Regions from separate parts of the Homo sapiens genome. Here region 1 is linked to region 2. Evidence: chromatin loops called from intact Hi-C (ENCODE). Cell type or tissue: PC-3. All regions are shown on one strand.

Region 1 (5,000 bases), 200 kb before region 2:
GGCTCACTGCAGCCTCCGCCTACTGGGTTCAAGTGATTCTCCGGCCTCAGTCTCCCAAGTAGTTGAGATTACAGGCATATGCTACCACGGCTGGCTAATTTTGTGTATTTTTAGTAGAGATAGGGTTTCACCATGTTGGCCAGGCTAGTCTTGAACTCTTGACCACAGGTGATCCATTCACCTCGGCCTCCCAAAGTACAGGCGTGAGCCACCGCACCTGGCTGAAATATTTTTATAGTTGAGAAGTTTTAAAAACTAAAAAAATGGTAGAAAGCAGCCTGGCCGCAATGGCTCACACCTGTAATCCCAGCACTTTGGGAGGCTAAGATGGGTGGATCACCTGAGGTCAGGAGTTCGAGACCAACCTGGCTAACATGATGAAGCCCTGTCTCTACTAAAAATACAAAAATTAGCTGGGCCTGGTGGCACGTGCCTGTAAACCCAGCTACTCAGGAGGCTGAGGCAGGAGAATTGCTTGAACCCGGGAGGCGGAGGTTGCAGTGAGCCAAGATTGTGCCACTGCACTCCATCCTGGGCGACAGAGCGCAAGCCCATCTTTAAAAAAAAAAAAAAAAATCACACCTCTTTTATTAACTTAACAACTTTACTAACTCCTTGATATAAAACAAATGAGAAATTTAGCTCATTTAACCACTCCTCATTTTTGTTATGTTTTTTTAGTTCTGTTAGTATTTATCTTTTAAAATTAAACAATATACTTAAACCTCTATTATTATTATTATTATTTTTTTTTTTTCTGAGACATAGTCTCTCTCTGTCGCCCAGGCTAGAGTGCAATGGCGCGGTCTTGGCTCACTGCAACCTGTGCCTCCTGGGTTCAAGTGATTCTCCTGCCTCAGCCTCCTGAGTAGCTGAGATTACAGGCACACGCCACTACACCCAGCTAATTTTTGTAGTTTTAGTAGAGGGGTTTCACCAACAGGGTTTCCCTACGTTGGTCAGGCTAGTCTCGAACTCCTGACCTTGTGATCCCCCCACCTCGGCTTCCCAAAGTGCTGGGATTACAGGCGTGAGCCACCTCGCTCGGCCTAAACTTCTGTTTTTTAATCCATCAGTTATAGACAATATTTCTCGACTCTTTACTACGTTGATGAAGAAATTACCACCCACTACATTTCCCTCATTTTTCCCATTCTACTTCTCATCTTCTGTTAGCTGCTTTACTATATTGACATTGTGATAGTTATTTTTTGTTCTGTAACTTATAGTTAAACCATCTATATGTTAACTATAAATTGATCCTGAAAAGGGAAAAACACTAAGAACTCATTAAAATATAATGATCATATAAACATTGTTCATGACAGATCTAGTAATTGGTTGGATCTAGAGTTAGGGAAATATGTCAGTAAACTTGTTCCCCTCTTGGAAGAATTGTACTGTTCTGATGAAACAGATTAGATTTTCTTACAAGTGCTCAGAATTATTCCACATGTTAAATAGCTTCCTATTAGACAGCTTTTTGTTTTCTTGAAGTTCCTGATTAGTTTTTTCCGTTGCAGAAGCTTCTAAAGCATACTGTTTGTTCATTGGTTGATTTTGAACAGATTGTTTATGTCTGCAATCCTAAAATTTCTTCTTCTTTCCTATCATTAGTAACACTGTTTCCTCAATTTCATTTTCTTTTTGTGGAATGTGGGTAAACAGTTTTAAAAAAACCCCTTTCCCTTTTCTTAAGATATTGACCTTGGGCCCCTGTTACTTTTCTAGACCTGTTCCCCTGAAAACCTGATGGTAGTGGAATGTCTGCTGCGTTATAAGCAACATTGCTTATGATTTTAAAAAATTACCCCTGAATGGTAAATTGCATCTGGCCTGGGAGAACTGTAAATATCTGGTCAGAAACTATAGATCCTTGTGCTTCCCTGAGTGCAGAGACTTTTGTAATTGGGCTTATTCCTTGTAATTCTGGGATCTGTGCTTATGGAGCTGTCACAAGAAGTATTAGTTTCTATTTGGAATGTGAAGCTTCTAAGCCAGAGTAGCTCCACATTTACCCGTTGTTGAGTCTTATATACTCTTTTTTTTTCCTTGAGTCTTATATACTTTTTTTTTTTTTTTGATTCTTAATGCTCTTATTTGAGCTGTCACCTGCAGGCCAAAAAGAATAGCTCCCAGACAGTTGTGTTGACTGCTACAAAGACTCCCGAAGGGAAGAAATACCTGGTGCTGTCCTGGGGGCTTGCTGTGTTTCCCATTCTGTGTCCTAGGTGAATCTGAAGCCAATTATGGCTTGTTTGGGTCTGTTGAGCCTAAACATTTAGTTGAAAAGACTGCTATAATCCCAGCACTTTGGGAGGCTGAGGCAGGAGGATTGTTTGAGGCCAGGAGTTCAAGACCAGCCCCAGCAACATAGTGAGACCCAGTCTCTACCAAATAAATAAAATGTGAAAAAAAAATTAGCCAGATATCATGGCACACACCTGCAGTTCCAGCTACTTAGGACGCTGAGCGGGGAGGATTGCTGAAGCCAGGAGTTCGAGGTTACAGTGAGCTAAGATCACACTACTGCACTCCAGCCTGGGTGACAGAACAAGAGCCTGTCTCAAAAAAAGAAAGAAAGAAAGAAGATCACTCATGGCGATTGCAGAGAACAAATCTATAAGTAATTTTTTTCAGAAAAGGGATATAGAAAACAAATTTTCAGAACCCCAGCATATCTGAATCATAGTTTGACTGGGTATAGAATTCAGTTTTTTCAGAAGTCTGACAGCTTGGATTTATTGCCCTCTAGTATCTAATGTTGCAGATGAGAAATCTGATGTCAGTCTGACTCATGTTCTTTGCAGTAATTTATTTTTCTCTATAGAAGCCTTTAGGATATTCTCTTCACCTCGGTAGTCTCAAATTTCACAGTGACATGGCTGGATGTGGGTCATTTGTCATTCATCCTGCTCAGTTTGCTTCGGTATGGAAATCTGCCCAGTTCTCCTCGATTTATAAATGAGTAATATTTCATGTGCATATCATTTTCTCGAAATTCACCAAGATTTTTCATTTACTAATGTCCTCTCCAATTTGCAACCTTTTTGAATGTATTCTCTTTGCATTTCTTTGATGGCATGTCAGTGGTTTCCGGGAAGGGAGAGCGAACTGTGCCTACAATGTCAGCCATCTTGGACCTGAATTCCCAAAAGCACCACGGCCTGTGCTGACTTGTAGTCAGCTGTTGATAGTCCCCAGTGACCCCAAGTCATTTTCCTTACCTTTCGTGTGCTTGGCTGTGCCTCTGCCATGTTATATAGCTGTCTTGTTTCCTGTCAGAGTATACTCCCTCACGTATTGTCCTCATTTGCATTCATTTTTTAAACAATTTCTTTGCTTTGTCATGGTCCCGTTGAATAGTAATTCTGTCTGCCAAAGTATTAGTGACTTCAGCCATCATCTATCCAAAACTGTGCCCCTCGCAAACATTTTGGCAAATACAAACGATTAGATAAAAAGAATTAGGTAATGAAAACTTTCTTTTTCCACTTGAGAATTCTGTAGTCCTAATATGGAACTACCTAGTCTTTCTAGCTTTTAGCTTCTAATTTTATCACAAACTTTCTATTTCCTGCCAGATTTATCATCTAAATTCCCTTCTGAGTAAATTTTTCCCCCAATCTAGGTGTTTATTAAAAATGATGCTGCAAAGAGTTTTTTTAATAACTTAAGGAAATACCTAAGATTTTTAAAAAGCGTGTACAAAATTATAGAAGTGTTATCATAAGTAGAAAGAATTACGGAAGAAGAAAGCCAAAAGGAAATATGCCAAAATATTCATAATGGTCGACTTTGTATAAGGGATTACGGAAATTATTTCTAATTTTCAACATTTTTCTGACCAATTTACATGTATTTCTTTTAAAATCTAAAAACACTTTACTTGAAAAAAAAAATTTTTTTTTTGCTAGAGCCATAAGTGTTTTATGGATGCTTGTCCTTGCCATTATTTGAGTAGCATATGCTGGCAGAGTGGCATGGTTTATTCACTGCCAGCAGTAAATCAACAAAATTAAGTGCTATACATAGCAATATCCCAGCAGCTCTTCAGAACCTTGCCATTTAGCCCAAGCACAAAAGCTGTGTTTCCCTGGAAAGGACACTCCAGCTACATTTTCCTTATGCTTCTCTCCATGGGCTCCTTAAAGCCCGCTTCTCTGAGAGTACTTTCTTCTGCCTTTCCCTGGGACACCCAAAGTTCATTCCCATCTGAGTTTGCCCTCTCCAAGGGCCCTGGCCTACTTGGCAGGTTAGAGCACCTCCTTGGAGCAGGCAATCTCTACAGCAACCTAATGTTGGGAAGCTTCTCCCCTGTGCCTTCCCTGAGAAGCACCTTGACTGTCTCCCTGTCACCTGGAAAGACATGTGTGGAGTCCACCCATCTGCTGCCTGGTCTTCAGCATGATTGTATTCATATCCGAGAAGCATTGTCTGTCCCCTTGCTGAATGCACTGCCACTTAGTCCTGGGATCTGTTTCTGTATCTGCTATTTATTCCCTAGGAATGGTAGAAAGAGGAAAATATTTCTTCTTCTAAGTGCTGCAGTGGCTGAGGACAACAGGATAAATTAAAGGTGGAGAGTTATAGCCTCAGTAAAGTCTTCCAAAGTATAGCAAGATTGAAAAATGGTACATTTAAATCTAGAGACAATTTACTTTGCCTGTGATTTTTTTTTTTTTACATCTTCTTTGCCATTGTTAGTGACAATGTTGAGAAAGGTTTGATATTTGTTTTTTGCCTGCTTTGTTTCTTAATCTCACACTTAACAAAAACTTTGGGTTGGTTCCAGGAGGTCACTGCTAACCATGTGATTTGGAGTTTTGTGTAAAGAACTTGATGTCACAAATAAGATGCAACAGAAAGAAAGCAGGATATAAAGGAGGAAATGTCTTCCTCATTGATACTAATGATGATGAGACATAGTTCATAGTTGGGTGACGTGTTAGTTTCCAAGAAGATTGAAGCACTTGACTGTCGCATAAATCCCATATTGG
Region 2 (5,000 bases):
ACCTTGGTATCTCAAAGTGCCAGGATTACAGGTGTAAGCCACCATGCTCAGCCTATGTCCTTTCAAATAAGTTAAAAATATATACATACAATATACACACACACACCTCTACCTGTATATATCCTAATGATGATAAATGACTCCTATCCTATGTTCCCTATTTATGTCCATGAATCTGCAATTTGAGTAATACCTCAAAAAAAAAAATAGACCTTGTCTTCTGCCCTTCCTCCCATCTCATCAGATGATATCAACATTCACATAGAGAATAGTCAGAAGCCAGGAATTATCTTGAACTTCACATTCTCCCTTCTTAATTTTGTATCCCCCAAATTACCATTCTAGTCATTTACAACTCCTAAATATCTCTTGAATCCATCTATTTCTCCATTACCACTGTAGTCTAAGCCATCATCATCTATAAGATTCCTTTGATAGCATCTTTTTTATTTTGAGACAGAGTCTCACTCTGCCATCCAGGCTGGAATGTAGTGGTGCAATCTCGGCTCACTGCAACCTTGGCATCCTGAGTTCAAGCCTCTTCGGTTCAAGCGATTCTCATGCCTCAGCCTCCCGAGTAGCTGCAACTACCAGTGTGCAACACCACGTGTGGCTAATTTTTGTATTTTTAGTAGAGACAGGGTTTCACCATGATGGCCAAGCTGGTCTCGAACTTCCAGCCTCAAGCAATCTGCCTGCCTTGGCTTTCCAAAGTGCTGGGATTACAGGAATGAGACACCATGCCCAGACTCGATAACATCTTAATTGAAATCTTTGTGTCCTCTCTCGGCTCAGTCTGATCTACTCTCCACAAAGCAACCACAATGATTGCAAAAAAAAAAAAAAATTGTAAGAAAACAAATTCTGATAACATCACCTCCCTGCCTAAACCCTTCAATGGTCTCTCATTGCCTTCACAACCAGATCCAGAATCCTAACCATGGCTTAGAACTTAGAACCAGCTACTAGCTATTTCTTCAGCCACATTTGATGCCACTGCTCCTCCTCTCCCTCTCCTTGCTTTAGCCATCTCCAGTGCTCTTGGTTTTTCAGACACTCCATGCTCTTTCTCAACACGAAGTGCTATTTTTTTTTTCTTTTTCTTTTTTTTTTTTTTCGAAATGGAGTCTTGCGCTGTCGCCCAGGCTAGAGTGCAGTGGCACGATCTTGGCTTACTGCAACCTCCGCCTCCCGGGTTCGAGCAATTCTCCTGCTTTGGCCACCCAAGTAGCTGGGATTGCAGGCGTGCACCACCACACCTAAGTTTTGTGTTTTTAGTAGAGACAAGGTTTCACTATGTTGGCCAGGCTCGAACTCCTGATCTCAAATGATCTCCCTGCCTCAGCCTCGTGCCTGTAATCACTCTGGGATTACAGGCGTGAGCCACCACGCCCGGCGGTCAACATGGAGTGCTTTAATCATGACACGTGGGAGATTTTTTTATCCTCATATTCACCTTGGTAAATCCTACTCATATTTGAACTCTTAATATAAGCACTACTTCCTAAGGGAAGTCCTTAAGATTACCCATAGAAGGTACTTTATTAAATATTTGTTGGATAAATGAATGTCTTATTCACAGTGTGCCTCAGCCCCTAGCAAAATGCCTGCCACATAATACATAATATAAATTTGCTGAATTTAGCGTATTGGATACTGATGAACACACAAAGTTGAAAAATATTAATTCTCTTACAGACAATTTAAAATGGATTTTAAATTGCTACAAAATGTATTTATAGGAAGCAAGAGTGCTCCTACCTACAGGAGAAATATTAAGCACCCTGTCAATAAGTAGATGTTTGGATTTCATAAATTATCCCCACACATATAAAAATTTCTTCCTTATTATTCATCATGGATAACTGGTCCTAACAGGACTTACAAGGTCTCTCAAGTCACTTCCTGCTTGCTTAGATTTAAATCACAAAGCTTAAGATTTTTACGAGAGGCAAATACAGGTAACATTAGATTGGCTCCCAAAAGCATATCCTGAAATGTGTCTTGCAAAAACAGGCAACAAGAGAATATATGAAGCTGGCAAAGCTTACTCTTTTCAGCAATTAAACTTACTTTATAATCTAGTTTATCACTGAAATTATACATTCTCTAGATTCTTCACACCTATAGAGCCAACTACTCAGAGGTGTGAACTAGCAAAAAAAATTATTTGGAGTAAGGCTTGTTTCCTATACAGCATTTATTGTGCAGACTATACAGTTTTCCCTGTAACAGTGTTTCATATTCAATATTCATTTACAGGGCATAAATTAACTGTTAACATTACAGCAAATATCTAACAATCCATTAGTACTACAATAACATGTACATTTACCTCATTTCAGTCTAACCACAAAATATGTCAATTTTTTGAAAACACAGGGAGAAGTTTTCTGAATATTGTGGCATTAATCTAGTTCTAACAAAATATGCACTTTATGCTGTGTGCGCATATATACATACAGTTCAGCCATCAAAATTACAGATAGGGTTTGGCATATTGTGGAAAAACTGGGTAAAGCTGACAAAATAAAATAGGCAAGTTGGAGCCTAAAAACAAAACAAAAAACTTCTCTTTGTTTACAGTTGATCCTTGGTATAATCTAAAGACTTCCCCTCAAGCCATTAGTCCTTAGTGTCATTCATGAATTACTCCAATGGCACAGAAGTGGCATGAACGTAACTGCTGGAGAGGCTGGAGGCTGCAATATTTTACCCCAGACCTAAGGCTTTAAATGTCCCATAAAGACTTCAATGACAACAGAATAGAAAAGTAGAAAAGTATTTGGGAATAAATTAGCAAAAACAGCAGGTTAGCACCCCCCTTTTTAGATCACTGATTATTTCTATAATTGTATCCACAGTCCTAATGCTATTAGCCTTTCATTTTACCATGCAGATGTGACAGGAGAAAAGACAAAAAAATAATTCCCACTGCACCTCTCTTTTGAGGGAGAGGATGGTGGTGGGACTGGGAAAAGCCTAGGTGGTGGGACTGGGTAGAGCGGTGGTGGGACTGCTCTTGCCCACCTATGTATGCTCTTACAATCTGGTCCTATTCGTTCTTGCTTCCCTCTATTCACAAAGGCAGCTCCTGACTTAAGGGGCTATTCCTACCCCTAAATACTCCCTCAATACTCCCTGAGTATTTCTACTCAGTTCTCAGCCTCATCATCTCCTACCAGGGTCACACACCACCAATCTTCAGGTCTCCTTCATTTAAGCTCTGCTACTAAGCTGACCACTGCATCTGTTTCAGTAAATTCAACTTAGAGTGGTGATATTAACTTTTGAGACACGTTTTCCCTTAAGATAAAACTTGCAAATGTTCAGCTTAAATTCAAGAAATACAATATGTTATATTTTAAGAATGTCAGCTGGGCACAGTGGTGCACGCCTATAGTCCCAGGGTATTAGTCCGTTCTCATGCTGCTATGAAGAAATACCCAAGACTGGGTAACTTATAAAGAAAAGAGGTTTAATTGACTCACAGTTTCACATGGATGGGAAGGCCTCAGGAAACTTAGAATCATGGCAGAAGGGGAAGCAAACATGTCCTTCTACACAAGGTGGCAGGAGAGAAGTGCCAAGCAAACAGGGAAAAGTTCCTTATAAAACCATCAGATCTCATGGGAACTCACTCACTTTCACGAGAACGGCATGGGGGTAACCGCCCGCATGATACAATTACCTCCCACCAGCATGATGTGGGGATTATGGGAACTACAATTCAAGATGAGATTTGGGTGGGGACACAGCCAAACCATATCACCTGGCTACTAGAAAGGCTGAGGTAGGAGGATTGCTTGAGCCCAGGAGTTCCAGGCCAGCCTAGGTAACATCTCAAAACTCCATCTCTAGAAGGGGAAAAAGAAGCAAAGAATGAATTGCCTTCTTGGCCAGGCACGGTGACTCACGCTTGTAATCCCAGCACTTTGGAAGGCCGAGGTGGGTGGATCAACTGAGGTCAGGAGTTTAAGACCAGCCTGGGCAACACGGTGAAACCCTATCTCTACTAAAAATACAAAAATCAGCCAGGCGTGGTGACGTGCACCTGTGATCCCAGCTACTCAGGAGGCTGACGCATGATAATTGCTTGAACCTGGGATGCAGAAGTTGCAGAAAGCCAAGATTGCACCACTGTGCTACAGTCTGGGAGACAGAGAGAGACTCTGTCTCCCCCAAAAAAAAAAAAAAAAAAAAAAATTAATTGCCTACTCAAAAGTGGTGAATGAAGACGGGGTGGGTGTGAGGGGGAGGGGGTGGGGGTGGGGGTGGGGGAGCGAGGAGAGTCAATCTCTTTCCCAAAGAGTAAAAGACCAAGTAGTGGTTCAAACTTCTAAGATATATTTTTTTGAAGGATGAAATGATGGGCTTACTAACACTTTCTTCTTACATCTATTAAAGCATATCAGGGGGATGTTCAGAGAAGATGACAATGATCTTCCCAAGATTAGGGCTAACTGACTAATTTTTATCCAGTGAATCCAAGGTATCAGAATACATGATGTTTATATAATTCACAATTCCTAAAAGGTATCTATCTCCATATTAAGGCTATCAACTACTGATACAAAAGCTTTCTCCACTAGTGAGAAAAGCTCATGCACAACTAACCTACATATCCTCTGTCCCAGTAGGGTGTGTGTAACCAGACTGCCTGAGTTCAAATCCTGGCTCTATTTCTTAATTGCTGTGTAACCTTGGGCAAGTTACTTAACTTCTCTTGCTCTAGTTTTCTCCCTACAAATGAGAATAATAATACTATCTACCTAATAAAGTTATTTTGCAGATCAGATAATACATGTGGAAGTCTTAGAACGGTGCCTGACATATAGTAAATCTTGGATTAACCATGATTGCTATTCCTCTTCCGACTTCTTAAAAAGTTGCTAGCTTGAGACTAATGCAATGAAAATAATTTCTCTGGTATGAATTATAGCGAAGTCTTTGGCTTCATTAACAATGTACACTAACAAGCCAATCCTGGGGATACAAAT

The links. Hi-C counts contacts between places; a loop is a spot of excess contacts. Peaks named below come from ENCODE experiments on the same cell type or tissue, not always from the same donor. Only the 100,000 strongest peaks of a DNase experiment are listed, where the experiment ranks them.
Region 1: a loop joins it to region 2, with 2.3 times the contacts of the local background. A loop is called at or near these places in 1 of 110 quality-filtered maps.

The regions. Positions count from the first base shown.
Region 1 is chr6:38,246,841-38,251,840 of GRCh38, reverse strand. The region is part of intron 9 of BTBD9 (BTB domain containing 9); the gene reads left to right. Among named protein-coding and RNA genes, the nearest start is that of BTBD9-AS1, 230 kb to the left of the region's middle. In PC-3, no CTCF peak of the experiment used is centred here; a DNase peak (open chromatin) is centred at 2,860; H3K4me3 peaks cover 525 bases; H3K27ac peaks cover 1,354 bases.
Region 2 is chr6:38,049,152-38,054,151 of GRCh38, reverse strand. All of the region lies in intron 2 of ZFAND3 (zinc finger AN1-type containing 3), which reads right to left. Among named protein-coding and RNA genes, the nearest start is that of ZFAND3, 230 kb to the right of the region's middle. In PC-3, no CTCF peak of the experiment used is centred here; a DNase peak (open chromatin) is centred at 1,911; H3K4me3 peaks cover 1,087 bases; H3K27ac peaks cover 3,633 bases.